Linked DNA regions of Homo sapiens: regions 1, 2, 3, 4, 6 and 7 are each linked to region 5. A link is a loop called in an ENCODE intact Hi-C map of the cell type or tissue named here. Cell type or tissue: PC-9. All regions are shown on one strand.

Region 1 (4,000 bases), 54 kb before region 5:
CTTGTTCCTCCAGAGTCAACTTAGTATGGCAAGTCCAAACTCCTTAGATAAAACTTACTGGATCAATAATGAGTGTCAGATCTTTTATGCAGCCAAACACAACTCACTCATCTGATAAAATATAGAAGGAAAGAAGTCCAGTCTACTCACAGAACTTCATAAAATTATAGGAACTTTAAAATTATGTTCTCAGTTTTCTCCAAATACATACGGGTCATACTACTCTTCCAACAAATCTGATGCCAATGACAATGCTTGACTTGGGATGGCTGAATAAAAACAACCGAAGAATTCCTAGAATTTTAAATTTTAAATAAATATTCTCCCTGACTGACCATCTTGTATAAAGGGTATAAGCAGACACCTGTTTTGGTTTTTATTTTTTTTTTCTTTGTGCCACATATCTTCCCTTTGAGAACTCCTGTTCCTCTTTTCCACATGATTTCCATGAAACTTTTGGTCAAGAGGCCTAACTAACCTTTCCTGCTGCAGAAGCAGGTCATGGCCCAGGCTAGCAAGTCAGAGCATCTTATCCCCCTGAGCATATGAGCTAAGCAACACCAGAGGTGTCCTTTTAGAGGATTAATGTGAATGCCAGGAAATAAATTTTCTCCTTCTGAAGCCACACCTTATATTAGCCTGGTGTTTCGAAGTCTGTATTTTCTACTATGTTGAAGAAACTTATTAAGCAATGAGGCTGGCAAAGAAGAAATGAGAGCCAAGAAAGAGAGAATTGCTTGAGGACTACATCCACCCTTGACTGAAGCCCACAAACCTCCTGGACTTCCAATACATAATTCTTCCTCTATTCTTTTTCTTAAATTAGCTTTTGTTGGATTACTGCCATTTTTAAAAGTCTCCAGGGATGTAGTTGTATTGAACCTTCTTATCTCTATTCAGAAACCTAGAAGAACTTTCTAGTCCACCTTAAAATGTTTCATCCTACAACAAATATATGAAGACATGAGACTCAAAGAAATGCAAATGGTTTGGCTGAGATCACCTAGTTAGTACAAAGCCACTTCTACAGCTTTGCTCTCCTATCATCCTGCTCTGTCTAATCATGCTCTCATTTGTACCTCTCAATACTTAATTGCACCCTTCTTCATACTGATTTAAAAATAAAATACACACTTGTCTGTATTCTTCTGACCTGCTTTAAAAGTTCCCTGAATCAGGGCGTCCGTGACATTTTTTTTTTTTTTTTTTTTTTGTTTGACAGCGTCTCATCCGATGCCCAGACTGGAGTGCAGTGGCGCCATCTCGGCTCACTGAAACCTCCACCTCCTGGGTTCAAGCGATTCTCCTGCCTCAGCCTCCTCAGTAGCTGGATTACAGGTGCCAGCCAGCACGCCTGGCTACTTTTTACATTTTCAGTAGAGACGGGGTTTTACCATGTTAGATGGGCTGGTCTTGAACTCCTGACCTCAAGTGATCCGCCCGCCTCGGCCTCCCAAAGTGCTGAGATTACAGGTGTGAGCCACTGCCTCTGGCCCATCCATATTTTACATCCATGTTCTCCTTAACTACTGCCTTTCTATCTTTGATATTTAACTTATATCCCCAAAATTGCTCACTCCACCCACACCATTGCTGTATGCCACTGCTCACTCGTTAGGTGCATTGTTCAAGCACATGCATTTGGAATGATGAACACGGTTATTAACCTGTGCTGATGAAATATGGCTACTGGGCATCGCTGAGAAGCACCACTCTATGCAAACAGACAAAACACAAGAGAATATAGGTGAGACCCCTAGATAGTTAAAGTGACTTAATACTGTGATAACAGCGTGATTAGTATCTTTCATTATAATGAACAATCTTGTTGTTTGTTCTTATCAGCATGGAAAGAGCTGAAGGGCTGCTCTGCTCTTCTTATCAGCATTGAAAGAGCTGAAGGTCTGCTCTACTCTTCTTATCAGCATGGAAAGAGCTAAAGGGCTGCTCTGCTCCCTTGCTCACCACTGACATGTTCGTGTTTTCTTTTATTACTCTCTGGTTTGCTGTTCCATACAAATAGCAACTCAACTACCATGTAAATTGCTGTGGTGAAATTTGCTTCCATCAACATTAGTTAATGAAAGATCTTTGGTAAAAAGGGCAGCAGCCCTGTGTATTTTCCTTGGATTGGTTCCAATTTTTTAAATGAGCTGATACTCACTCATTATGACATAAAGTCATTAGAGGGAGAAAAAGCCATATAAAAAAGCAGAACATCATGGATGAGAATTGGATGATCCAGCTGTCCTGTTTTGTTTTGTTTCTGCTTTACATTTCTCTGGAACACTTAGGGTTAATATATCACGACCAAGTTTTTGGCTAAGATAGTTTTATATCTCTTCCTCTGCAGTCTTTGCAACCAGTGATCTGGCTGTTTAAGGAGGTTTGACACTTTTTAATGTTGATTTTGGTTTCTGGTAGCCAAGAAGCAGATAGATTGTTTGTTTATTTTTCAAAGGTGAGTCATGTCCAGGTGTGTATGAGCAATTACACCCATCTAGTAACTTGAACCTTCCTAGGGAGACTGAAGATCAAATTGAGAAATGACTATATTTTTCTTTAACCATTCCTATAAAATGCCTCATCCATATTACAACTAAGCCCAACTGATAATGGAGAGAAAGTTATAGAAACAGAGGCTTCTGACACAGCAACATTTATAACAACAGCACTGGACAGAGTAACATTGGCAGCAGAATATGTTGAGTTACTGATTGCAGTTTAGAGAAAAGCATTTAGCTCTGGCTCTTGTAACTTACTATAATTCAGTGCTCCTGTCCAGTGTTACTCTGTGTGTCTCGACATTTACCAAACACAATAGATAATGCAAATTCTCAAAATAATTCAATATTTTATTAAAAAGTAAATTTATGATATTTCTATTTGTGAACAGATTCATATATTTAAATATATTCATATATTTGATTCATAATTTCATATAACAAAATTCATCAGATAAAGCAGCACATTACAACCCTTATGAGCCTATAAATGATGGACTTAGCCTTCTATTATTCCATTCCAGATACTCAAGACATTAGCTACATGCCAGAGATAACGGGTCAGTTTCTCTTTTTCTTCCTTAGCTACCCAGTTATTGGAATCATTGACATTTTAGAGACAAGAGAACACAGAAATAATCTAATCCTAGGGTTGCTTTTTTTTTTCCTAAAGAAGTACAATTCTGTCTTATAAGGGAAATCATATATACTTTCTAATGTAAATTATAAATAGGTAATTTAAAAAGCTGAGAAGGAGCTGCTTTTAAGGAAACAGAAGTGGAGGGCCTGGGGGCCAGCCCACCAAGCTCCTTCCTATCCTTGGGCAGACCCCTGTGGTGGCATGGTGAAGCTGCAAAGCTCCAAATTATCCTCACTGAAAGCTACTGATCTAATCTAGTGTCCTGGGGTTACACAGTGGAGGACTGAGTTCCGAGATCAAATGCCTCTGTCAATGTCACATAGCTAGTTAATGGTGTATCAATCTGAGCCCAGGGCTTTTGAATTGGACCAGGGTCCAGTACTTTTTTTTTCTTTACACAAAAGTGACTGCCCTGCTTTGACTTTCAAGATTTGTATTGAAATGACACAGTATTCCAATGCCTATATATTTTCTAATGCCTCTCCAAACAGAAACAAAAGAAAACTTCATTAAAGCACTTGTGTAACATCGACAATCTGTGGGAAGACCCACAGTTACCAACTGTCCACGTTAAAATTCCTCAGTTTTGGGAGATGACGTCCAAAAATATGGCTATGATGGAAAGCAAATACCTAGACACTTGAGAAGGCAGTTGTTTCAGCAAGATATATTCAATATACAGCACACAGAAGATTTCACAAAATCAAACAGCAACACAAAATCTGTTTCAATGAATGACAGTTTCTCAGCTTAATATAACATTTACCAGCAAACATTTTTCCTATTTTATTATACTAGTAAAGAAAAATTGAATAAAGGTATAACAATATGACTATATTAGCTCAAATACCTAAAC
Region 2 (4,000 bases), 580 kb before region 5:
TGGAGCCTGTGGGCTGCAGGTTGGACAAGCCTGATATAGAGAGATTAAATAAATTGGTCAGGGTCACACAGCTAATAACGATATGTTCTTTCCATCACATCACATTGTAAATTTCTTCTGGCATTGTTTGGCAAGTCATTGGCCTCGTGGATTTTAATGTTTAATTATAATACATTCTGGTCATTCATGTTCTGTTTTATTTGCTTTGCTGATTATTGTTCTCCTTATCATCATCATCATCATCACCATCATCATCATCATAGTTATTAAGTATTTATATTTTTCCATGATTGTTATAAAGGTAGCCATGACTTAAATTTAAATAAATAGTATTTTATCCACCTTTTGTTTACTACTTGAACCTCAAATTTGTAAGACTGCTATTTCAAAAAATAATAATATATCTTTTAGGAAGAGGACTTTGTGGGATTTTTTTAAAGGATATCTACTACCTTTTCAGCTATATGATTTCTTTTTTCCAAAAGAAAGTGTGATCTCTTTAGTAAGTACCACATATCCTCCAATTTCCTTAATAATCTCAGGTGCCTGTCTAGCTGATTTATAATTATGCAAGTTTTCCAAGTTCTCTATTCCCTCACCTGATTTTTGCCAATAGCTATTTGGCAACGTTTATATCCTAATAGTCCAAATTTGTTGCTTCATTTTTCCTGTTAAAAGCAGATTCGAAGCATGAGTTCAGTGTCTCAGCCATTTTAGAATCATCCTCAATTTCATGTCTACGCCTGCTGATTGGCAGCCTTGATTTCTCCTGGTTGTTCAATGTCCCTGGACGTATTTATTAACGCCTTCTTTTGTACTTTGAAACCCATTTTAGCACTAATCATTTCACTACCTTTGTCTTTTCTCTACCAAGTTTTAACTGATGTGGAATATTTTTACTCTATGCTCTTCTTTTTAGGCATGTCAAGCAAGAATTTTGCTCTCTCATCAGTCCTCTGTGATAGTACATTGAATGTGTCATGCAATTAGCATTGCTGTTTTTCAGAAGAATTGAAGCACTATCCTGATAATTTGGTTCTGAGCTTCACTTCTGCCTGAAATGTCTAGATAATTGCAGCATATGTGGGTGTTGTGAGGTTTTTTTCTGCTTGAATTATCCAAATAATTGCTTTAATTCTCCACTTTGCCTTACATATAGAGACACAAAGAAAGTGGATCAAGAAAATGGAGGAACCACGGGAATTTTTTTGTGGAATCCTTATTCTGTGCAAGGCTATGATCTGATTGCCTTCTCTTCTGAAAGGAAGTGCCTTCTGGTCACCAATATGTCACTTGCCTGGTATCTCTATTTTGAGTATTTCTCTCTGTGTGAACTGCTGCTTAGCTGGCCAGGACTCAAATGGTTTCTTACATAACCCAGGATATTTTCTTAGATTCTCTTCTATGAGTCAGTGAATCATAATATTCAGGGCATATCAGAGATAAAAGAAGTCCAGAACATCAACCACCTCTCAACCTCTGACCACTGACCCCACCATTATATAGATGTAGTCATTGAGACCTAAAGGGGTAATGTAAATATATACGCTTTCATAGAAAATCGGTGCAGAAGCAGGAACAAACAAACACAGGATGTATGCTAACTGTGGACCAAAAACAAAATGAAAACTCCAAAACTGATTTTACTTATCTTTTCCCTAAATGCAAATAAAGCTCACAATATCAGTTGAGTCATCTATAAAACATGATTTAGGGAAAACTGGACGAGTGACAACAGAGGCTCTCTCCATCTCTTCCCAAGGCGGTACTCTCCCCTCTTTTGTTGAGTAATGTAGGGTAGAGAAAAAAATAAAACAGACCTACATAATTCCTCCAGAAAAGGGGACGGCACCTGAAAGCAAGAAGTATGTCTCCTTCCTCTTCTTCATCCTCTGCAGAGTTGTTCAAGAAGTCAGCTCTCAGGCACCAGCTAAAACTCTGGAGCCAGCACAACTCCAATTTTGGAAACTACCATTATGGAAAGAAGAAAGTGAGCACAGCCGTGAGAGGTCTATGGCTCCGAATATGGAACTCTTCATCCTCTCAAACCTTTCTCCAGCTTCCATAGAAGACTTCATCTTCTTATCTCTATTATCATTTTCCTGCTCAGTGAAAGTTGCTCTTCTACCTCCACCCCCAGGCCTGGGGTGTGTGTGTGTGTGTGTGTGCTCCTTTGCAACTCAGCTCTAGGTGTCCAAGCAAAAGCTTGAGTTTTGCCGTCTCTTCCTTCAGCTTGGGATTCCTGTGGAAGGAATTGCTGACAGTGAACACTGCCCACCACTAGAGAGCAGTCAAAGCCAACATTTTCCTGGGCAAAAACTTCTAAGAAGTTGTTTTCAAAGGAGCCAGGTTCTCTTGGTCCTCTCTTTCCCTCTCTCATCTTTCTCAGGGCGGAGCACCCTGTCGGTCTCCTTCACAAAGGCATATTCTACATGTCTATTTAGACATTATGGGCGCAATGAACACTGTGTTAATTCTGCCAGAGAAGCCATTGTCAAAAACGTTTGTTCTTGAAATCTTCATGTTTTTACCCCATCAGCACAAACACAGCATCAAGCTGACCTAGGTGAATCATAAAATGTTGAAAATAAAGGCAATCTTGCAGTTAAAAAAAGAGTTATCTTCATAAATCCATAAAGGAAACAAAATCAGACCTTGGTTGATTCTTCCCTAACCCTCTTTAGTGAGACTAACAGCAGACAAACCTAAGCAGGGTCCTATGCACATCTTCAGATATGCTTTATTCCTTCAGACAACATGCTTTTTCCAACCTTAATGAAGAGAACAATTGTGCCTCATATAGGCTGTCTTTCAAATTTCAGTAGGTCCATGTCTACATTATTTAACTTACTTTAATGAACAGTAAAAGAAAATAATTATTGCAGATTGGCCTGTTAGTGTGCAGGAAGAATCCTCTAGTCTACTAGACTGGAAGGTGAAGAAAGGGAAAAAGAACTTCTGGAAGGAAAGGTAGCTGGATTCACATTCACTCTGGATTCAACCTTAGATTTACATTTGAATCATGTCTTTGCCACTTGCTTAAGTGTAACCTCAGGCAAGTTACTTAAGTTCTCTCTAAATCTTAGTTTCTTCCTCTGTAAATTGGAGGTCATAAGTGTTTTCATCAAATAGCATAGTTTTAAGAATTAAAAGAACAGTGTATGTAAAGCACTTAATAAAGATTTGCTGTTATTGTTCAGGAAGAGAACTTTGTGACTTATTTCTGACTTCTTCCTCTATTGCTTTATTTCTATACATCCAATTTCAATTTTAATTTTGCTAAATATTCATTATACATGTTTTATGTTCCATGTATAATATAATTCTGATCCTCAAGAGGTTACAATGTGGTTTTTAAAAGAGATAAATATGAAGGAATGAAATACAAAGAAGACACATCTTATAACATTAGATTCTAAAGATAACACATAACACAGAAGGTCTATATTGTCAATACTACCCGCAAGAGTCCCAGAACTGGGCTTCTCATAAAGTCCAGTTCTACATATACATATATATGAGTTTTTTTAACTCTTTATTACCCAGCATTAAAGATTAATAAATTTATGGCTGAAATGAATGCACCAAAGTCACCCCTGTTATTGGTATCACCAGCTTCTTGCTTGACCTCTTACATAATAAGAATCACATCTCAGTCATGAAAAAGAACTTTTAAATCAATTCACACTTATTTTCTGAGATTCTTTCAGGCTTGGTTGCATTCATTGCCTGTTTAATATAAATGATGCAATAGCACCATTGCCAAGCACCTTGAGTTGGATTCTTTCAGCCGATGCCCTGAGCAATTTAACTCCACGCTATGGGCTAAATGGAAATTCAGTCCACTTGTTGTTGGAGCACAAAACAAAGTTCAAGTAATTATCACTGTAGGGCATTTAGGGAAGGATCCACAGAAGATGGAATTGAACTTGCATGATGAGTTGGATTTTAATAAAGAAAGACGATGAGGAAGAAAAGGAGATTATACAAGGATGAGGGA
Region 3 (4,000 bases), 210 kb before region 5:
ATAATGCATATTACATTAAACACATAATTTTAATTATATTCAACATACATATAATTGATTTAGGTAATATACACATTCAAATATGTATTCAAAGTACACATGTAATTGATTTAGATATTCAATATATATTCAAGTACAACAAAATTGATTTAGGTAGGACACAGGGATACGATGTTGCTTATTTTGTCAAATATTATGAGAAAATCCATAGAACACTATTACTTTATAAAAAGAAAAGACAGGTTAACAGTAAAGAAGTAGATCTTTACATTTAAGTTGAATACATTGAGCTTTATGTTATGCATTTCTCCATGGAAGTATGAAAACCTGATCTCAGACTATTACTGGTTTGTGAGCTGCACTTGGAGACTCACAATTAAAGTAGCTATTTAATAAATATTACTTGAATCTAAACCTGTGCCCTAATATCAGAAAATTGAGTGACTAAATCATTGAGGACCAGTTCTCGCCTGGGCTCTTTTTGTGGGGGCGGTGAGGGGACGGAGTCTCACTCTGTCCCCAGGCTGGAGTGCAGTGGCGCAATCTCGGCTCACTGCAACCTCTGCCTCCCGGGTTCAAGGGATTCTCCTGCCTCAGCCTCCCACATAGCTACAGACGCAAACCACTACACCCAGCTAATTTTTGTATTTTTAGTAGAGACGGGGTTTCGCCGTGTTGGCCAGGATGGTCTTGAACTTCTGACCTCGTGATCCGCCCGCCTCAGCCTCCCAAAGTGCTGGGATTACAGGCATGAGCCACTGCGCCCGGCCTGCCTGGGCTCTTTAAGGTCTCAAGAGAAGACTCTCCTGTGCCTCATGGTACATGCAAATCCATAGGCTTAACCTTTCAAGTAAACTGATGCTCATTTTTTTTTTTTTTTTCTCAGAGTTTCGCTCTTGTTGCCCAGGCTGGAGTGCAATGGCGCAATCTTGGCTCACGGCAACCTCCACCTCCCATGGTCAAGCTACTCTCCTGCCTCTGCTTCCTGAGTAGCTGGCATTACAGCCACGTGCCACCATGCCTGGCCAATTTTGTATTTTTAGTAGAGATGGAGTTTCTCCATGTTGGTCAGGCTGGTCTCGAACTCCCGACCTCAGATGATCCGCCCACCTTGGCCTCCCAAAGTGCTGGGATTACAGGTGTTAGCCACCACGCCCTGGCCTGCTCATTGATTTTGATGGTAGAAAAGTATGATTTTCTTTTTATTTGATAAATAATAGTCAGTTTTTCAGTTGTTTGGGAAAATTATAGCTAGGATATTTTATTCTGCCTGACTTTAAAAAATGGTTTGAAGGACTTTTAAAAATATGTATTAAGATCCTATGTAATAAAACTGTAAATCTACCTACAGAATGGCTGAATTTCATGACATTTTTAAAAAAACGGCCTGGTGCAGTGGCTCACGCCGGTAATCCCAGCACTTTGAGAGGCTGAGGTGGGCAGATCACAAGGTCAGGAGTTCAAGACCAGCCTGAGCAATATGGTGAAACCCCATCTCTACTAAATATACAAAAATTAGCCAGGCGTGGTGGCGCACACCTGTAGTCCCAGCTACTCAGGAGGCTGAGGCAGGAGAATCGCTTGAACCCGGGAGAAGGAGGTTGAGATTGCACCACTGCCCTCCAGCCTGGGCGACAGAGCGAGACTCTGTCTCAAACAAACAAACAAAAGGCTCCTCAGTGCTCTCATGGAATATAAATTGTATGACTTTTTGGAAAACAAGCTGGCAATAACATAGTAAAAATCTTAAATTATTTACACTTTCCAAACCATTCTGTCTTTTTATATTTCATATTCCATATTTCAAATATGAAATTTAAATTCCAATGCCCATAAATAAAGTTTTATTAGAACATAGCCGAGCTTATTTATTTATGTATTTTCTACAGTTGCTTTTGTGTTGCAACTGCACACTTAAATAGCTGTGGCAGAAATTTTGTGGCCCACAGAGCCTAAAATACAGTACTCTCTCCTTGTCCATCCTTATCCATAGTGGATATGTTCAAAGTCCCCCAGTGGATGCCTGAAACCATGGATAGTACCAAACCCTATATACCCTATTTTTTTCCACACATTCATACTTATAATAAAGTTTAAGTTATAGATCAGGCACAGTAAAAGATTAACAACAATAACTAATAATAAAATAGAACAGTTACAACAATATACTGTAATAAAAGTTAGGTGAATGTGGTCTCTCTCAACATAATTTATCATACTATACTTACCCTTCTTGTGATGATGTGAGTTGATAAAATGCCTGTGTGATGAGACGAAGTGAGTGAATGACATAGGCATTTGATATGAGTGGAAACTTCCAGAAATGATTCATAAGATTTAATTTGCATGTTGCTCTAAGTAGTGTGATGTAATCTTGTTCCACCCCACTCTGTCCTGCTGGGATTGCCATTAGTCACTTAGTATCCCTCTAGGTTATCAGATGATTGACCATCGTGGCATCCCAGTGTTTGTGTTCAAGTAACCCTTATTTTACTTAATAATGGCCCCAAAGTGCAAGAATTGTGATGTAATATTTTTGGACGTTAGTTGACTGTGGGTCACTGAAACCGCAGAAAGCCTAACTGCAGATAAGAGGCGACTCCTGCATTTACTATGTGGCCTTTTACGAAAAAAAATTTTTTGCTGACCCCTGTCCTAGAAAATAGGGCTATTTCAGGGCGCTCTGCTCAAAAGTTCCTTGCTCCATGCCATGTTGCCCCTCATATGTATATGGCAAGAAGGTGAAAGGCAACACATAGAAATGTTAACAGAGGAAAATTATCCTTGAGAGAACAGCGCCTAGCCCATTTACTTAATATTTTTTGAGTGAGTGAATGCATATGTGACTACTAATGGATATAGAGGGACTCATATGGAATGTTCTTAAGAAGTCCTGTGTCATCTCTCCCTTGCCATTATCTATGGAGAGGTAGCCACTCAATGAAGAAGCCAACAATCACTTGAAGGGGCCTTTGGGTTCTTTACTGTGAGAGAATATCCTGGCTTAACAATTTCTAGAGTCATGGAATAACAGAGAAAGAATCTTCTCCTATTGCTCTCTGGTTTCTGAGAAGGTTGTCCTGATGCTACTGTGTTAGATAAGCCAGTATGGCCATTGGAATGAACCACGCTTAGGCCAAGGGCCATGAAATAGGAACTTCTGGTATATTAACTTGTGTCTAGACTGGTGCCACTAGTCACATGTGGCTATTTACATTTATTCAAATTAATTAAAATTATATAAGATTAAAATGTTAACTCTTCAGATAGAACAGACACATTTCAGGTATTCAATAGAACAAGTGACTGGTGCCTTCTATTTTAGTTTCAGGAAAAAATAGGATACAACATTTTCATCATCATAGAAACTTCTATTGGGCAATGCTGCTCTAGACACTGGCACAACTCTTTCACGCAACTGATGTTGTAGTGCAGGAGTTGAGCATTTTTGCCTTAAGTCATATGTGTGATTCATCAAATTCACTTCCTAACCCAGTATTTTACATCACAGTACATCTCTGAATTTAGAAATCATTGATAGGAGATTGGGCTTCCAAAATTTTATTTTCTAAATTTCAAAAATCTGTGTGTACCTCTCTTGCTTAGGTTTGAGATCCAAAGATTAGGTGCAGCTCCATGCCTCACATTAAAAAGACAAGGGGTGATTTTTCACAGAATATAATTCTTATTATGTAATTTGATATACGAAGTCCTGTGGATGCACACGGCAATCATTTCTTTCTCTACTTCTCTGCAATGTGTTTAAAGCTTTTTGGCTATGAATCAAGTAACTGATGAATGTGTACTGGCTTGCAACTTTATTTATAAGACCGTTCTCTACTCACAGGGCCTTTTATCCAAACCTGAGAGTACTTTACATCTCCTTACTCATTAGAACATCTCATTCTTCTGGATGGGTGACAGGGATTAAATCTGTTCACAGATGGGGAGACCAAGGGGAAAAGTATTACAAGGTCACTTTCTGACATTGGCCATTCTA
Region 4 (4,000 bases), 210 kb after region 5:
GAAAGTGCAAATGCCCAGGAGCAGGAGGTACATGGTATATCCATGGAAAAGCAAGACGGCCAGGATGGTTGGCCTAGAGTTGGCAAGAAGAACAACAATAGAAAATTAGGGGTTGGGCATGGTGGCTCGTGCCTTTAATCCCAGCACTTTGGGAGGCCAAGGTGGGAGGATCACTTGAGGCCAGGAGTTTGAGACCAGCCTGGTCAACATGACGAAACTCCATCTCTACTTAAATTACAAAAAATTAGCTGGGTGTCTTGGCGCATGCTTGTAATTCCAACTATTCAGGAGGCTGAGGCAGAGAATCGCTTGAACCTGGGAGTCAGAGGCTGCAGTGAGCCAAGATCGTGCCACTGCACTCCAGCCTGGGAGACAGAGTAAGACTACATTTCAAAACAAAAAAAAAAAGAAAAAGAGAAGAAAGGAAAGAAAGAAAGAAAATTAGGGTGAGAGGAATTCAGAAACCAGATCAGAGGGGATCTATTGTCTATAAATAAACCATTGATTAGCCAGACATGGTGGGACATGCCTGTAATCCCAGATACTCGGGAGGCTGAGGCATAAGAATCACTTGAACCCAGGAGGTGGTGGCTGCAGTGAACCAACATCATGCCACTGCACTCTAGCCTGGGCAACAGAGTGAGACTGTCTCAAAAAAAAAACAAAAGAAACCATTGAAGGGTCTTGAAGAAAGATGTGACATTATCTGATTCTGTAAAAGACCACAAGGAGGTAAGAATGGAAGCAAGGAGGCTACAGCATTAGCCCCAGCAAAAGAGGAGATGTAGTGGTAGGAAATGAACAGTTTCCAATTTAAAAAAATATTTTTTAAATAGAGCTGACAAAATTTAATGATAGACTTGGTGTAAAGAACAGGAGAAAAGGAGAGGCAAAGACATAAAGGAAACATATAAAGGTTTTAAAATATAAAACAAATTATTTTATCAAGATGGTTATCTATCTGTTTAAGAAGAAACATTATAAGATGAACCACACAAAAAGAGTAAGATTTTGCACCTTCCAAACAAGTTCACAGGTCAGGAGGAGAAAGAACTGGAAACTGGGAGCTCCAGAGACCCAAGTTCGCCCACACTTTGTGGCTTTGAATCACAGCATCACTGTAACTTGATTGCCCATCCAAGACTAACACTGGCGAGGAAAGTTTCAGGATCTCATTCTCAGATAATAAACATAAAACTGTAACTTTTTTGTCACAACCATACAAAATCCATTAAACGATGAAATAATGAGGTTATAGTTCTAAATACTATCCTAATACTTGACCACAGTATGGACAAAGATATATAAGAAATAACAGCTTTTCATTTTTTGAGCAATGAATAATTAATACCACAACTTTAATATTTTTTAAAAAGGGATTTGGGGTACTTAATAGAAATACAAATTAACTAGAAACACAATGAGTCATGAGAGCTATAAAAAATGCTTTTCCAACAACTAAAGAAAAAATAGGCAAAGGATAATCTATCTGTTGGATAAACTATCCAACAGAACACCAATAGAAAATAAATATAACTGGGTAGATGGACAACAGTGTACAAAAGGAAATCACCACCAAAAACAAGAAAATAACAATTAGGAGAAAGAGGTTTAGGTCTACATAAGATGAATATTTATAGAAAGTATCTTTGGGAAAATTCTGCATGCACAGCTTCGAAATATTAAAAGTGGAAAAGGGAATGGGAATATATGATTCCCGCGAAAAAAATGCTCATATCAAATTATAATCTGTTTTACTAGATATAAATAGTTTCTTCCATAGAGGGAGGGAGGGAAGGAGGAAGGAAGAAGGGAAAAACCTGTAATCCTGAAGAGGAAGCATGAAACTATAATACAAAGGCAAAGAAATGACAGTTTTCATGATAAATACAGCAGGTGTCTTCATATAAAATACACAATGTGTCATACTTTTTAACAGCAGAGGGTAACACCGTTTCAAATTTAAATTTGTAATAACAGACAGTTAATTAGATTTTTTTCATTTGTGAGGCTAGTGCCAAGTACACTTTCAGAAAGCCCTAAGAGTTGAGAGTATACACACTATAAATAATTGTTTTTCAATAAATTTGGCCAACTTTAATAAACAGTGTCTACTACTTCACAATTAATGGTTCAATACTGACGACTAGTGGTCAAAACTTGTAGTAATTCCCTATCAAGTATTCTATGACCTTTATCAATTTATTTAAAACATTTAATGCAAATTATGTGAAAATCTAAATTAAAAGATATTGCCCTCACAAACATTCAGAAAAACACGAAGAAAAGGAATTGTATCTACAAAGTCTCTTTAAAAATTCTTTCTGTCCATTATTTGCAGTATCCCAAAAGAAAAGTCAATCAGCATTTGCTGTCAGCTCACAAAGGAAACAGTTCCATGAAATGTCACTTTATTCACGCTCACACAGCTATGTTAACATTCTTCATAAATCCATAATTAATATTTCAAAGAGGTCTACATTTAGAATGCATGTATCTGGGCATCTCCATTCTAAATTTCTTTTTCAAACTTTGTTAAACACAAAGATATCAAAAATCCAGCTGTCTTTATTAAGTTGTCAGTATAGTTTGAAAACCAGCAACCCACTATACGAAAATGTTATTTTTATAGAGTTGAATTATGTTTAATTTAACTATGATTGAATTCTTGAAGAATGTTTATGGAATTTTGAATATATCATTGTAACTACTATATAAACTTCAAATAAGTTAAAATTGTTTAACTTTTACTTTCTGTCTTCAGGAATGAGAGCAGTAGAGTAACACAAGGTATAAAAATCTTGGAGTGAAATTTACCAAGAATGTTATATGCAGCTGAACAATCACTTACATTTGGAAACGTCAATTTCTTTAGCACCTGTTCAGTGAGCTCTGTGTGATAAACCCTGTACTACCTGTCCCAGAAACAAGGGTAAACGAGATGCACAAAGCCCCTCCAATGGAGTCTACATTCTTTGGCAAAAGGCATATAATAGCATAAGCAAACAAACAATAATTATAGTTTGTGTTAAATGCTATTTTTAAAAATAGAGTAATATGATACATGACAGTGAGCAATGGAACTGAAGGGGCGATTTTAGAAGGCGAGGAGGAACGGGAAAGTTTTCCCTAAAGAGGTCACAATTGAGCCTGAGGAACGAGAAGGGAGAAAAATGTTCCAGTAAGACACTGAGAAGAATCCAATGTAGCTGGAACATAGATATCTTAGACTAATAAGTACTGTATGTTTAAAATCTTAGAACAGCTATCAAAAGAACAGAAATATAATCTACAGCTCCAAAGCAAACAGAAAGTATAAAAATGAATATATAATATACTCCACTCCAAATAGAAATGGGAAAAAGAAACAAAAAGAGAAGTTAAAAAAAAATAAATAAGATAAAAACACTTTAAAATATTCCAATAATCGCAGTAAGTATAAAATGACTAATGCAACCATTAATTTATAAGATAAAGTTATTTTTAACAAACTATAAGGTGTTTTGTAAGAAACATGGAAAAATGGAAATACTAAGGAAAGATTAAAGAGGGAAAATGATATGCCATGAATAAAGTAATCTTAAGAATGTTAAAATCAAGAGGCACACTAGGTAATATTTTTTAAATAATTGACCAAGAAGTAATTTAATTATACATAAGATACCACATGCACAAAACAGATAAAAGAAAACTGACACAAATCACACGGAGAAACTGATAATCTCTATAATAATGAGAAGCTTTAGATATATGTACTAAGAAAACAGAAGAACAGAACAACAAAATTCACAAATGACCTATTAAATTTATATATGTGTGTGTGTATGTATGCATGTATGACATGCACAAGCACATAAAATTCTGCATCCAAAACACAGAAAAATATTTGTTTCTTACTCTGGAGTACTTACAAAAAATTGGTCATAGAATTAGGTCAAAATGGAAGTTTCAACAACTTTCAAAGGAGTTAAATTAAAAACAATAAAAAGAGTTTAAAAAT
Region 5 (4,000 bases):
CTTCTACTATTGTTGCCTCCAGGCTTTGCAGAAACACATGTTATTCTCCCCCTAAAATCTGTTCCTCTTCTAGTTTTCTCTCTGCCAGCAATGGCACCACACAGTCTTTTGGTTTTGCACCAGAGAATTAGAGATGAACCCCTCATCTCTAATCTATCACAAGTTTCCTCAGATTTAAACTCTCAAATCAAGATGTTTCTCACCATTTCCATTACTATTGTCCCCAGCTAATATTATATTCTTCCTGGGACTGGAATTAGTCTCCTAAATGGCCTCCCCATTTCCATTTTTCCCCCCAACTCTTCTCCACATTACTGAATTTTCCATTGAAAATACAAATTTGGCCAGGCACGGTGGCTCACACCTGTAATCCCAGCACTTTGGGAGGCCAACACGGGCAGATCACCTGAGGTCGGGAGTTCGAGACCAGCCTGACCAACGTGGAGAAACCCTGTCTCTACTAAAAATACAAAATTAGCCAGGCGTGGTGGCACATGCCTGTAATCCCAGCTACTAGGAAGGCTAAGGCAGGAGAATCGCTTGAACCCAGGAGGCGGAGGTTGTGGTGAGCCAAGATCGGGCCATTGTACTCCAGCCTGGACATCAAGAGCGAAACTCCGTCTTTAAAAAAAAAAAAAAGAAAAGAAAATACAAATCTGTCCATGTATTCCCAGCCTGCTTAAAACCCTGCAATCAGAGCTCTTAGAATAAAACTAAAATTTTTAACATGGTCCATTCTACCCATGGTAAGCAGAATTTTGGCCCCCAAAGATACCCATATCCCTGGAGCCATGTTATGCAAGGGGATATTAAGGTTGTGAATCAGTTGACCTCCAGATATGGCAATTTGTCCTGGATTACCGAGGATGACCTAATGTAATCAGGAAAATCCTTAAAAGTAGAAAAGAGAAGCAGAAGAGCCAGAGAAGGAGATGCAAGGACAGAAAAAAGATGAGACCTTGAAAGGAGAATTCAATCCATCTCATTTTCTCAATTTTCATCTCATTTATAAATTCTATAAAGTTAAGGGCTGCGTTTGCTTTTTTGCCTACCAATGTATCCATTGCAGACACTCAGTAAATAGTTTCTAAATGCATAAAGAAACTACTCCGGATAAGAACTCTTACATTTTTATCAGATAAATCACTGTATTACTTAAATATGCTTATCTTCTTTATAAAAACTGAATGGTGCCCCTAAAAAGAGACCAGGTCTTAAACCGTGAAACCTGTGAATGTTATCCTATCAGTAACATCTTTGCAGATGTGATTAAATTAAGGTCCTTGAAATGAGGTTATCCTGGATTATCCAGTTGGGCACCATATGTCATCCCAAGTGTCCTTATAAAAGAAAAAGAGAGAGAGATGAGACACAGAAAAGAACACAGTGTAACAAGAGAGGGGCGTATGTAGACGTGGCCACAAGTCAAGAAATGCCAGCAGTCACCAGATGCTGGAAGAGGCAAGAAAAGGGTTCTCCCTTAGGGTTTTCAGAGGGAGTCAGGTCCTGCTGACACTTTGATTTTGGCTCAGCAAAACTGACTTCAGACTTCTGGCCTCCAAAACCTACGACAGGATACATTTCTGTTCTTTTAAGCCAATATGTTTTTGATAATTTGTTACCACAGCCACAGGAACTAAACGAATACACTCTCCTTTGGATTTCTAATCATCTCTTTCCTTTCTGGAATGCCCTTCTTCCTTCTCTTCATATTTCAATAAATGTTTACTAAATAAAGAACAATGAATGGCCAAATCGTATAGTTCCTCCAAGTGTCATTTCTTTCATAAAGCATTCTCTGAATACTTTAGGCCACGTAAAACTCTCCCATCTGTGTGCAAAGATAATACATGTTATATAATTTTGCAATCTGGGACTTGTAAACCCACTGGTATATTTTTCTTATTATCCCAAAGAAGCAATGCTGTGTTTAATTTTTCCTGGTGTCCCTCAAACTGTGCACGAAGCCCAATCTATGGGCACAGAGGACCTGGAATGCTCTTCCCCCGATGTGCGTAGGGCTCTGTAGTTCACTTCCTTCAGATGCTTGCTCCATTGTCAACTTATCAGAGAGGACTTTGCTGACCCCTCATCCCTCTACTTTCTTACCGTACTGTATTCTACTCTAGAACACTTTTCATACCACCTGATTTATTTTTTATATACGATGTCTTTTACCCTTCTACAATGAGACAGCGAATTCCAACACGGTAGGGGCAGTGACTAGCATATAGTAGGAATTCAGTAAATGTTTATTGGGTGAATCACTGAATATAAGGAAATGCCTAAATCTTTCTATTGCCATCAGTTGACTAAGTAGTCTGAACACAGGTCATTAAAATGGTAGCTCCTAACATTTCAAATACTATCTCTGAATTTGATCAAGACTCAGAATTTCAACTCCAGTAGCCCCTTTATTAGGTTTTAGAAGTCAATGACTCATTACGAAACCACTTAGGTTAAAAAAAGAAGTCTTTTTCTTTCATTTGGTTACAAGGAAGTATTGAAAGTTGAGATGAGAAGAATAAATTATGGAATGCAGCTCCCTGTCTAATATTTGCATTATTATGTTTCAGACATACATTGCTTAATACAATGTTAAGCAATAACAAATCAACGGTGGAGTGAACTAACTTAAAAAATGGTATTTAACCAAAAAAAATCTGTATTAATATTATATTCTTTATTCTATTTCCACAAATGAGATTCAAATTCATTTTACTTTCAAATAACTAAAATGTTTGATTGTGAAGCTATTATACAAAAATAATTCAGATAATCCTCATTCTAGCAGATACATACAAGATGTAGCTCAGAAGCTGAGTTCAGACAAAACAATTTTATGCAAAGGCTAACAAACATATGGGATAAGTTACCAAAAGAGAATTGCTGAAACAAGAAACACCAATATGTTCTACTGAGAACAAGGCGGGTATTTACATATGATCCAAATGAGGGGTGTGGAAGAAGAGTAAAATAAAAATTTAAGACCACTGGAATTCTCCCCAGCAATGTGTGCCTGAAGTAAACTCATTGTCTTTACTATAATTAAAAGACAATAAAGTATTCTATGACCTTCTTAAATATGTTTATTGTTGACATTTGTTAGATCCCTTATAATGAAATCTGTGGACCACCCAAATCCTGTTATTCTAATATAATTTGTCTAAAATTAACACATTATTGAAAATCATATTCTTAGTTTGTACATCTTAGAAACAGCTGATTACCCTCTTTCTGTGATGACTAGTCTTTACCTTGTGGGGTAAAAAAGAGAAATTGAGGAGATAATTCAAACTTCCCCACTCCTTTGAGCAGAACTATAATCTTAAATGGAGCAACAGTTTGTTTTGATGAAGGAGTAAGAAGGTTGACTAGCAATTATTTCATGCTGTCAAATTTGAAGAACAAACAACCAAGTTAAACGCAGTCTCTCCAAAAACAAAGGCAAATAACACATAATCAAATTCTTTCTTATAGAAAGTGACTTTTCCATGAACTGAGACCAAAGAAAGCACTCACTGAATGAAATTTATAGTAACCAGAATAACAAAGCATTGTCTCAAACTTTCATCCTCTGGAATATGGAAAAATTCTTATTATTTTACTTTGAAAGAATATTCAGTAATGGAACTTATTGTAAATGTGAAAGATCTCTCTGTGATTAGTTAGTTCAGCTAGCTAGATCAAAACACAAATAAGTCTGAATCAGGTATATAGGACACACTCTCATCTTTCTTTTCTAGCACATAAAATATGTCATTAGTGATAGGTAGGACCAAACCAGAGATAAAGGGAAAACTATTTTTTAATCCATCATCATTATTGCTAAAACAAACAAACAAAATAAAAAGTTCATGATCTATTAATAATGGGTGAATACTACTTCATTCAAATATTATTTTGACTGTCTCATTTTCTATTAATTCTTCAAGCTACTATAAAAGGGCTCTCATTTATTCTTAAAAGCACCATTTCCCTGCCAACTTCTGAGTCCAAT
Region 6 (4,000 bases), 420 kb before region 5:
CCCTTCTTGCTATCTGTCTGTGGTGCAAAGTGCCTCTCTCTGCAGCCCAGTGAGTCTCCCTGACGCCTTTTATACATTCCCTGGCTAATTGCTGCAATAGAGAAGTGAAAGCCTAATCTTGGTAAAGATCTTGACGTCATTGAGAAAGAGGGCTTTACTTTGGCCAGGATTGCAGTGAATAGAAAAGCAAAACTCGACAACTTTTTTTTTTTAGAAGGGGTTGGGGAGAGACAGTGGAATTTTGCTTTGTGATTTAAAGAGAGAAAAAAACTAATACCCTTGACAGCCTTCAGGAAATGCTTCCAAACTTTGGGAAAAGTAATTTAATATAATGTGCAGATTGATATGGCCAACACTCTCTCTTCTGATTATCATTATCATTAATTTATGAGGGGTTTTGGAAAGAAAGGATCCTGGAAGGCAGGTAGAAAAAAGGAAGAGTTATCACAGGCGGTCTTTGCTCTGTTTCTTGGAAAATATGAACATTTATATACAATCTTTATACCTTTATACCATGACTCCAACCCTTTGTAAGATCTGTGACCTAGGTCCTTTAAATTTTTTTGAGTCATTATCTTATTTAAGAAAATGCAAAATGAGTTGTAGGTGGAAAACTTGTAAACTATTTGAGTACCATCCCAGCATTTCTTTAAAGCTTCTTGCAGAAACTTGAATACAGGTTTCTTTTTAGTTTTACCCAAGCTTCTAATGAAAAAAAAAAAAAAAATCCAAGTTCCTCCAGACAGGGAAGGAGCTAGGCGACATTCTTTTAGCTTCATTTTGCAGATAAAATTAAAACTTTCCATTGAATAGCATTAAGAAGCCATAAGGCTGAGAAATTATTAATGAAAGCTCTTTAAATTTGGTGTTTCACCTGCTTCTGTTAGCATAACCCCTAAGAGACCTGATACTTTAAGGAATCTTCCTTTTTGTTTGAAAAAAATTTTAATTAAATGTATGGGAAGTTAAGAGCCGACTGAATTGGTTCAAGGTGCCACATTGACCATTGTTCATTGGCTTGCCTCTCCCATGAGTCTTTAGGACAGGTATTTAGGCAGACAATGCTTTGGCAGAATGGCATGACCCCCACTTTATTCTACTTTTTCATCCTGTGTTACCTAATAGATCACTGAGTTTTCTCAGTGATAGATACTGAGTTTTAGATACTGGGTAATAGATAGCTGAGTTTTCTATGTAGCCAGAGCTTAGGCATAAGCTAAGCAGTAGGTGCAAGCTTGTGGTTAGCGTATTGCGTATTTTTTCCATGTGGCTAAAACCTTCATGATCACAGAAATAATTTAAAAGCCTAGACAAGAGTCATTAATTTGTCGTCCTGTTAGCTGAATTCTGCATATTAATGCATTTTGTTTGGTTGGCAGGTTGCTTTTTTGCCTTTAAAAAAACAATAATCAAAAAAGAATGCCTTTAGGTTCCGTGAGAGCAGGGATTCTTGTCCACTTTGTTCACTGCTACCTCCCCAACACCTAGAACCATGCTTGGCGCACAGTTGGCTCATTGAGGACGTCCTGAATGAATGAATGAACAGGGCATGTAGAGGGCCTCTGCATTGCTCTACACTAGGGGGCACCATTCACATACAATATGATGTGAATGGGGGTGCCCTGGAATTGTAAAACGTGGTGGCCTTGTGCAATGCCCTCTCTTGTGACACAACCCTCAGCATTCCCTACAAATTCTTTCATTTTTTTCATTAGTTTGGCTCCTAATGAGTTTTGAATTTGCATCTCATGGACGAAATTGTTAAAAGACTTCAAAGCTTAGAAAAATAATATAAACCACATAGAAAAATTACACCTTCCCTATGACTAGCATACAATGTTAGCAAAATAATATTACTAATATATGCAATGTACATTTACTGCATGTATCTTCTCAAACTACTCAATGTCCTTATGGGAAAAAAGAAAGAACAAAGGCAGGGAGTTGATAGCACAGTATTTTAACTGGTGGAGATGTGAAAGCTATATTGCCATAGTTCCCACCAACAATGGCAGAAGGAGGTGTAGACTCAGGAAATGCTGCTTCCACTCAATTGCCCAGGCCTTAGAATCTCTCCCCTTCTCAGACCTTCATTCTACCTTGATTGAATTAAACCAGTGCTCCCCTGCAGTGGAGACTTCAGCAGCTTTAAACCAATTCTCTCTCACTTGCTTTTGCTCTGAAGGAGGAAAGTATGTTTGTAAATGGCAAGCTAAGGAGAGGGATTGATAGAAAATCAGAAAAACCTTTCTTTTAAATGTGAAGTTCAAAGCATATCCAGACTTTAAGTGGTTATAAGTTAGAATTAGGACTCTGTTGGGGGCTTTTGTTTCTTTTTATTTATTTATTTATTGAGGTTAGAAGTGTTTGAAGGGAATTTTTTTTTAAATAGGAGAACAAAAAGATACACAGCCAATCTGGTTATGTCATTTCTCAGATTTCTTCAATCATTTTTCTAAATGAACGATAAACACATCACAAAACTGAGGGCCATTCCTCTAGCAGATAGACAATCTGTCCATCCAAGAAATTACATTTCTCCAAAGCTATTTCTTTTTTTATGCATGGTGCACAATTGCTCATTCCAGTTATTAAGAATATTTACCACATTGATTTTCAAGTAATTTTATACTCATTAAGTAACAGAATAATCCTAAGGTGACAGAGTATGACTTTTCCCATCATATAGATGAGAGAAAGCAGATTACCAAAATTAGGGAGTCCAAGCGGGTGTTGGGATATTTTCCCTAACTCTAAATAAGCCTCACTTTTTTTCTTTAATGTCTGTTATGGGTCCTGGTCATTACTATGAGAACCAAAACCCTTGTTGAAAGTGGTTTGCTAGTAATTTAATCTTCAAAATGGCAAAGGCTGTGAGGACTTCACATCTGTTTAAGACTGTCCCGACTCAGGCTCCTTGTTTAGATTTCATATGTTCTTTCAAAGGGCTTGGCTATCTTCTTGGTCATGTATGTGTTCTTAGCAATCAACATGTAATGAGTTAAATGCAAACCAACGAGGGGCATGTCGGTTGCATTTCCCCATACGATATTCCACACGGGTTTTAAATTCCAAAGAGAAGCAGCCTAGGGCAAAATGCTTTGGGCTTTTTATGAAAAAACCTTTGCAAAATTGTTTAACTTTTTTATATTCCCATAGTAAAAGAGCATCATGTCCTACTGTTGCCTCTTTCTGGTTGGAAAATAACAAGCATATGAGTCACAAGACTTTCTTTAGTCCTCTTCTTGACTCTAAAATTGAGATTGAGAAAATAAAGTTGGATAATCTGAAAGCAGACTTGGAAATTTTAAGCACAACAGTTGCCATTACTATTTCCTTATTCTTATTTGAAAGAGCAGAAGAGCATCCAGACAGTTCTGTCATGTTAACAACTCATACCATGGACTTTCAAGCTGCCTTTGTTTCGTGGAATTTTATTCTTTCTAATTCCAGTGATTTGTCAAGTGCATAATTTAAAAAATGGCATTTCATTTTTACTTTCTTAAAAACATGTCAAATAAACACATTATAAATCCAAAAATGTCTGGAAACAGCAGGCATGCTGATTTTGGATTTGAGAATATGGTTGCCATACATAACGCCTAAAACAGCGCCGCTCTTATCAGAGCAAGGAATCACAAACTGTATAACCTACTGCCTCCAGTGACTCTGCCTGACAGGGAGTTATGACGAACGGCTTACACCACAACTACTGAATCACTCAAAATTCCCTGTGGGCCCATCCATTCCACAAACACAGCCGTGTTCTCTGCCTTGTGATGAAAGGAGAAGCTCAATGGATAAAATACACAATCCCAGAGTAAACTCTGACACACCTTGAGCAAAGCAACTTGGGGGCGGGAGGGCAGGCTGACGCCTTGGGAGGTATGAGCATTCTCTCCCAGCAGCCCTCTCCGTAGGTTCCTCTGCAGTGCTGGCAGACAGCACCCATCCGAGTTGTTAATGCATTCTTCCCTCAGGAACTGTTGCTTCTCTTTTT
Region 7 (4,000 bases), 200 kb before region 5:
GAAGAGTTGGTGCTCCCAACCAGAGCTCATGATCTATGACTCCACAGTTACATAAAAGTTTACTGTTAAATCAAGGACAGCAGTATGATTATAAAGAGATCAAAGGGGGAAATGTATTAAGAATAGTATCTTCAAAAACAAACAAATAAACCTTAGAAAAATGATATTTACCTGCCAGACTCAAGATGAGGGAAAATAATAAAGCCATCTATGCTGACTGAAGGTTCCTTAACTCAATCACTTGGTGCAGAGATCCTGGTTATCCTGGTTAGCCACAAGATTGGAGAATGAATTGTGAACAAAAGATAAGGAAGGCATTGCCAAAGGTAGTGCAGTACTGAAAATTCTAATCTCTTTCTTCCAAGTAAGACATTTAAAGTTATTCTGACCCAAATAATAATAATGGCTAACATTTTTGGAGGGCATACTGTCTACCAGACACTGTCTTAAGGATATTACATAAAGCATTTTATCTAACTCTTATAATGACATTATGTTAGTCTCAATAGGATCCTTCAGAAAAACAACAAAATGACAACAGGAATAATTGCATAAAAATGCACCAGAAATCTCAAGTGGCTGTAATAATGTCTAACATGACAGACAGGCTGTAAAAACACACAAGGACAGTCATTTGGGAATGTGTTGCATATACCTGGGGCATAGCTTAGACAGACAAGAAAAATAATTCAGCCTACTAGAAAAGATGGGAATTCTATAACTGTAGATACAAATGATAGTTTTTTTCAAGGTAAGTATAATATTTTTTTAAAAAGGAAAATAAAAGAAATACTAACAAACATTCGTGATCCGTGTTGTATTTACATTGACTACTAGATATTCCATGGTATACGATTCTGCTCTGAAGGAAGTATCAAAAATTAAGGTAAAGCTAAGCATACTAAAGCATGCTTTTTCTCTTCTTTGGATATTTGTATAAACATTAACAAGAAATATAACCTATTTTGTGTATGCTTGTTCTGGAATAAAGGATCATTCTAATCAGGACTTTGGTCTAATGAAGCAACTCTTTGCTGCAAGAGCTGGCAAAACTGAAATGCAACATTACTTCCCAATGATACACAGGAAAATAATACACAGGGTAACACAGGCTTTCAAACTGTGCTAAAAAGGGTACAGAATGTAACCAGGTAGAGACTGGAGGAACATACCTCTGAACACTTGGTAATATGTTGAAAAGACAGTTGTTAAGACCACGATTTAAAAAAAAATTGTATGTATTAAGAAAAGCACAAGGGAGGAGGAAGTGGAGCAAGATTGCTGAATAGAATCCTCCAGTGATTGTCCCTTACTGCATGAACACCAAACTTAACAACTATCCACACAAGAAAGCACCCTCATATGAATAAAAAAAAATCAGGTGAGTAATTACAGTACCTGGTTTTAACATTATATCAGGAAAAAACGGCACTGAAGAGGGTCTTGTATTGCCTACACCACTCCTCCCATATCCGCTGGCATCACAGCATGACATGGAGAGAGAATCTGTGTGCTTGGGGGAGGGAGTGAAGAGACTGTGAGACTTTACATTGCAACTCAGTACTGCCCTGTCCCAGCGGAAAGCAACACAGGGCAGGATTCCACCAGTTCCCATGGAGAGAGCATTTAGACAAATCCTAGCTGGAGGGGAATTATCCATCCCAGAGGTCAGAACCTGAGTTCCCACTAGCCCCACCACCATGGGCTAAAGTGCTCTGGGGTTCTAAACAAACTGGAAAGACAATCTAGGCAAAAAGGACTGCAATTCCTGGGCAAGTCCTGGTGCTGTGCTGAGCTTAGAGCCGGTGAACTTGGGATGCAGGTGACCCAGTGACACACCAGCTGGGGCAGCCACAGGAGTGCTTGCATCACCCCTGCACCAACTCCAGGTAACTCAGCTTGCAGTTCCAGGAGGAGATGGAAGAGTAAAGACTTTGTCTTGCAACTTGGATACCAATTCAGCCACAATAAAATAAAAGCACCAAGTAGAGTCCTGAAGACCCCATGCTAAGCCATAGCTCCAGGATGACATTTCTAGACCAAGCCTGGGCCAGAAGAGAACCAACTGCCCTGAAGGGAAGGACTCAGTCCTGGCAGAGTTCATCACCTGCTGACTAAGAATTCACTACCTGCTGACTAAAAAGCCTTTGGGTCTTGAATAAACATCAGTGGTAGCCAGGCAACAGTCACCATGGGCCTTGGGCAAGACCTAAAACCTGGCTGGCTCTATGTATGACCCAGCATTTTTCCAGCTGTGGTGGCTGTAACCCCTTCTGCTTAGGGAAAAGAGAGGGAAGAATTAAAAAGACTTTGTCTTGCAGTTTGGGTACCAGCTCAGCCAAAGTAAAATAAAGCACCAAGCAGACACCCAAAGTTTCCAGTTCTAGGCCTTGGCTCCTGGAGGGCATTTCTAGACCCACCTTGGGCCAGAAGGGTATGTGTTATCCTTGTGGGAAAGACCCAGGTCGGGCAAGACTCACCACCTTCCGACTAAAGAACCCTTGTGCCTTGAATAAACATCAGTGATAACCAGGCGATACTCACCACAGACCTGGGGTGGTGGTGGCCATGGAGAAAGACTCCTGCTTGAGAGAAGTATAGGGAAAAGTAAAGAGGACTCTTGCAACATGGATACCAGTTCCACCCTAGCAAAATAAAGCACGAAGCAGATTTCTAAAGCCCCCAGTCACTGGCCATAGCTCCTGAATAGCATTTCCAAACTCACTTTGGGCCAGAAGGAAACCTGCTGCACTGAAGGAAAAGACGAACTTTTGGCTGAATTAATCACCTGTTGATTAAAGAGCCCTTGGGCCTTGAATAAACATCAGTGGTAGCCAGAAAATAGTCACCGCAGGCCTTGGGTGATACTCAGTACTGTGCTGGACTCAGGTGTGACCCAGCACAGTCCTGGTGTTGGTGGCCACAAGGGTGCTTGTTTCACAGCTCCCCCAGATGCAGGCAGCTCAGCATGGAGAGAAAGACTCCATTCACTTGTGAAAAAGTAAGGGAAGAGAATAAGAGATTCTGCCACATAATCTAGGGAATTCTCATGGATCTTACCTAAGACAACCAAGGCACTACCTCTATGAGTCTCCAAGAGTCACAGTGTTACTGGGCTTGGGGTGCCCCCTAATGCGCTTATGGCAATTCCCTTTGAATAGTTGGAAAGTCTTCTCAAGAAAGATGGGTACAAACAACCCCAGACTTTCAAGACTACAATAAACATCTAACTCTTCAGTGCCCAGACACCACTGAACATCCAAAAGCATCAAGACCATTTAGGAAAATATGACATCACCAAACATACTAAATAAGGCAACCCTGACCAATCCCAAAGTGACAGAGATATGTGACCTTTCAGAAAATTCAGAATGGCTGTTTTGAGGATGCTCAATGAAATCCAAGATAACACAGGGAAGGTATTGTCCTATCAGATAAACTTCACAAAGAGATTGCAATAATTAACCAGAATCAAGCAGAAATTTAGAAGCTGAAAAATTCATCTGACAAACTAAAGAATACATTGAGTCACTCAACAGCAGAATTGATCAAGCAAAAGGAAGAATTAGTGAGTTTGAAGACAGGCTATTTGAATAATATACAGTCAGAGGAGCCAACAGAAAAAGAAAAAAAATATAATGAAGCATGCCTTCAGGCTGTAGAAAATAGCCTCATAGAGGCAAATATGAGTTACTTGCATTAAAGAGGCAGCAGAGAGAGAGAGATCAGGGTAGAAAGTTAATACAAAGAGATAATAATAGAGAACTTTTCAAACCTAGAGAAAGATATCAATATTGAAGTATAAGAAGTTTATGGAATACCAAAAAGATTTAACACAAATAAGACCACCTCAAGACACTTAATAATCAAATTCCCAAAGGCTAAGAATAAAGAAAGGATCCTAAAAGCAGCAGGAGAAAATTAAAAAATAAAAAAAAACATATAAAGGACCTCCAATATGTCTGGCAGCAGATTTCTCAATGGAAACCTTACAGGCCAT

Evidence for each region. A loop is a pair of places that touch in the nucleus more often than their neighbours do. Peaks named below come from ENCODE experiments on the same cell type or tissue, not always from the same donor. Only the 100,000 strongest peaks of a DNase experiment are listed, where the experiment ranks them.
Region 1: it touches region 5 in a loop (10-fold over the local background); 3 of 110 quality-filtered maps call a loop at or near these places.
Region 2: it touches region 5 in a loop (6-fold over the local background); 3 of 110 quality-filtered maps call a loop at or near these places.
Region 3: a loop joins it to region 5, with 10 times the contacts of the local background. A loop is called at or near these places in 2 of 110 quality-filtered maps.
Region 4: it touches region 5 in a loop (14-fold over the local background); 3 of 110 quality-filtered maps call a loop at or near these places.
Region 6: a loop joins it to region 5, with 20 times the contacts of the local background. A loop is called at or near these places in 3 of 110 quality-filtered maps.
Region 7: it touches region 5 in a loop (10-fold over the local background); 2 of 110 quality-filtered maps call a loop at or near these places.

Annotation. Positions count from the first base shown.
Region 1 is chr14:80,582,951-80,586,950 of GRCh38, forward strand. The region is part of intron 19 of CEP128 (centrosomal protein 128); the gene reads right to left. Among named protein-coding and RNA genes, the nearest start is that of CEP128, 360 kb to the right of the region's middle. In PC-9, no CTCF peak of the experiment used is centred here; a DNase peak (open chromatin) is centred at 2,471; H3K27ac peaks cover 2,571 bases.
Region 2 is chr14:80,054,106-80,058,105 of GRCh38, forward strand. No RefSeq gene overlaps it. Among named protein-coding and RNA genes, the nearest start is that of DIO2-AS1, 160 kb to the right of the region's middle. RefSeq lists a silencer at 2,121-2,415. In PC-9, CTCF peaks have their summits at 2,272 (motif pointing right) and 2,474; a DNase peak (open chromatin) is centred at 2,346.
Region 3 is chr14:80,423,464-80,427,463 of GRCh38, forward strand. The region is part of intron 8 of DIO2-AS1 (DIO2 antisense RNA 1); the gene reads left to right. Among named protein-coding and RNA genes, the nearest start is that of DIO2, 210 kb to the left of the region's middle. In PC-9, no CTCF peak of the experiment used is centred here; DNase peaks (open chromatin) are centred at 2,418 and 3,426; H3K27ac peaks cover 2,751 bases.
Region 4 is chr14:80,848,268-80,852,267 of GRCh38, forward strand. The region is part of intron 9 of CEP128 (centrosomal protein 128); the gene reads right to left. Among named protein-coding and RNA genes, the nearest start is that of CEP128, 91 kb to the right of the region's middle. In PC-9, CTCF peaks have their summits at 2,153 and 2,354; no DNase peak of the experiment used is centred here.
Region 5 is chr14:80,636,463-80,640,462 of GRCh38, forward strand. All of the region lies in intron 19 of CEP128 (centrosomal protein 128), which reads right to left. Among named protein-coding and RNA genes, the nearest start is that of CEP128, 300 kb to the right of the region's middle. RefSeq lists an enhancer at 2,055-2,224. In PC-9, no CTCF peak of the experiment used is centred here; a DNase peak (open chromatin) is centred at 2,349; H3K4me3 peaks cover 1,856 bases; H3K27ac peaks cover 4,000 bases.
Region 6 is chr14:80,212,136-80,216,135 of GRCh38, forward strand. All of the region lies in intron 1 of DIO2-AS1 (DIO2 antisense RNA 1), which reads left to right. It also overlaps a transcript of DIO2 not described here. Among named protein-coding and RNA genes, the nearest start is that of DIO2, 2.6 kb to the left of the region's middle. In PC-9, a CTCF peak has its summit at 1,562 (motif pointing right); no DNase peak of the experiment used is centred here.
Region 7 is chr14:80,432,953-80,436,952 of GRCh38, forward strand. The region is part of intron 8 of DIO2-AS1 (DIO2 antisense RNA 1); the gene reads left to right. Among named protein-coding and RNA genes, the nearest start is that of DIO2, 220 kb to the left of the region's middle. In PC-9, no CTCF peak of the experiment used is centred here; a DNase peak (open chromatin) is centred at 2,159; H3K27ac peaks cover 3,016 bases.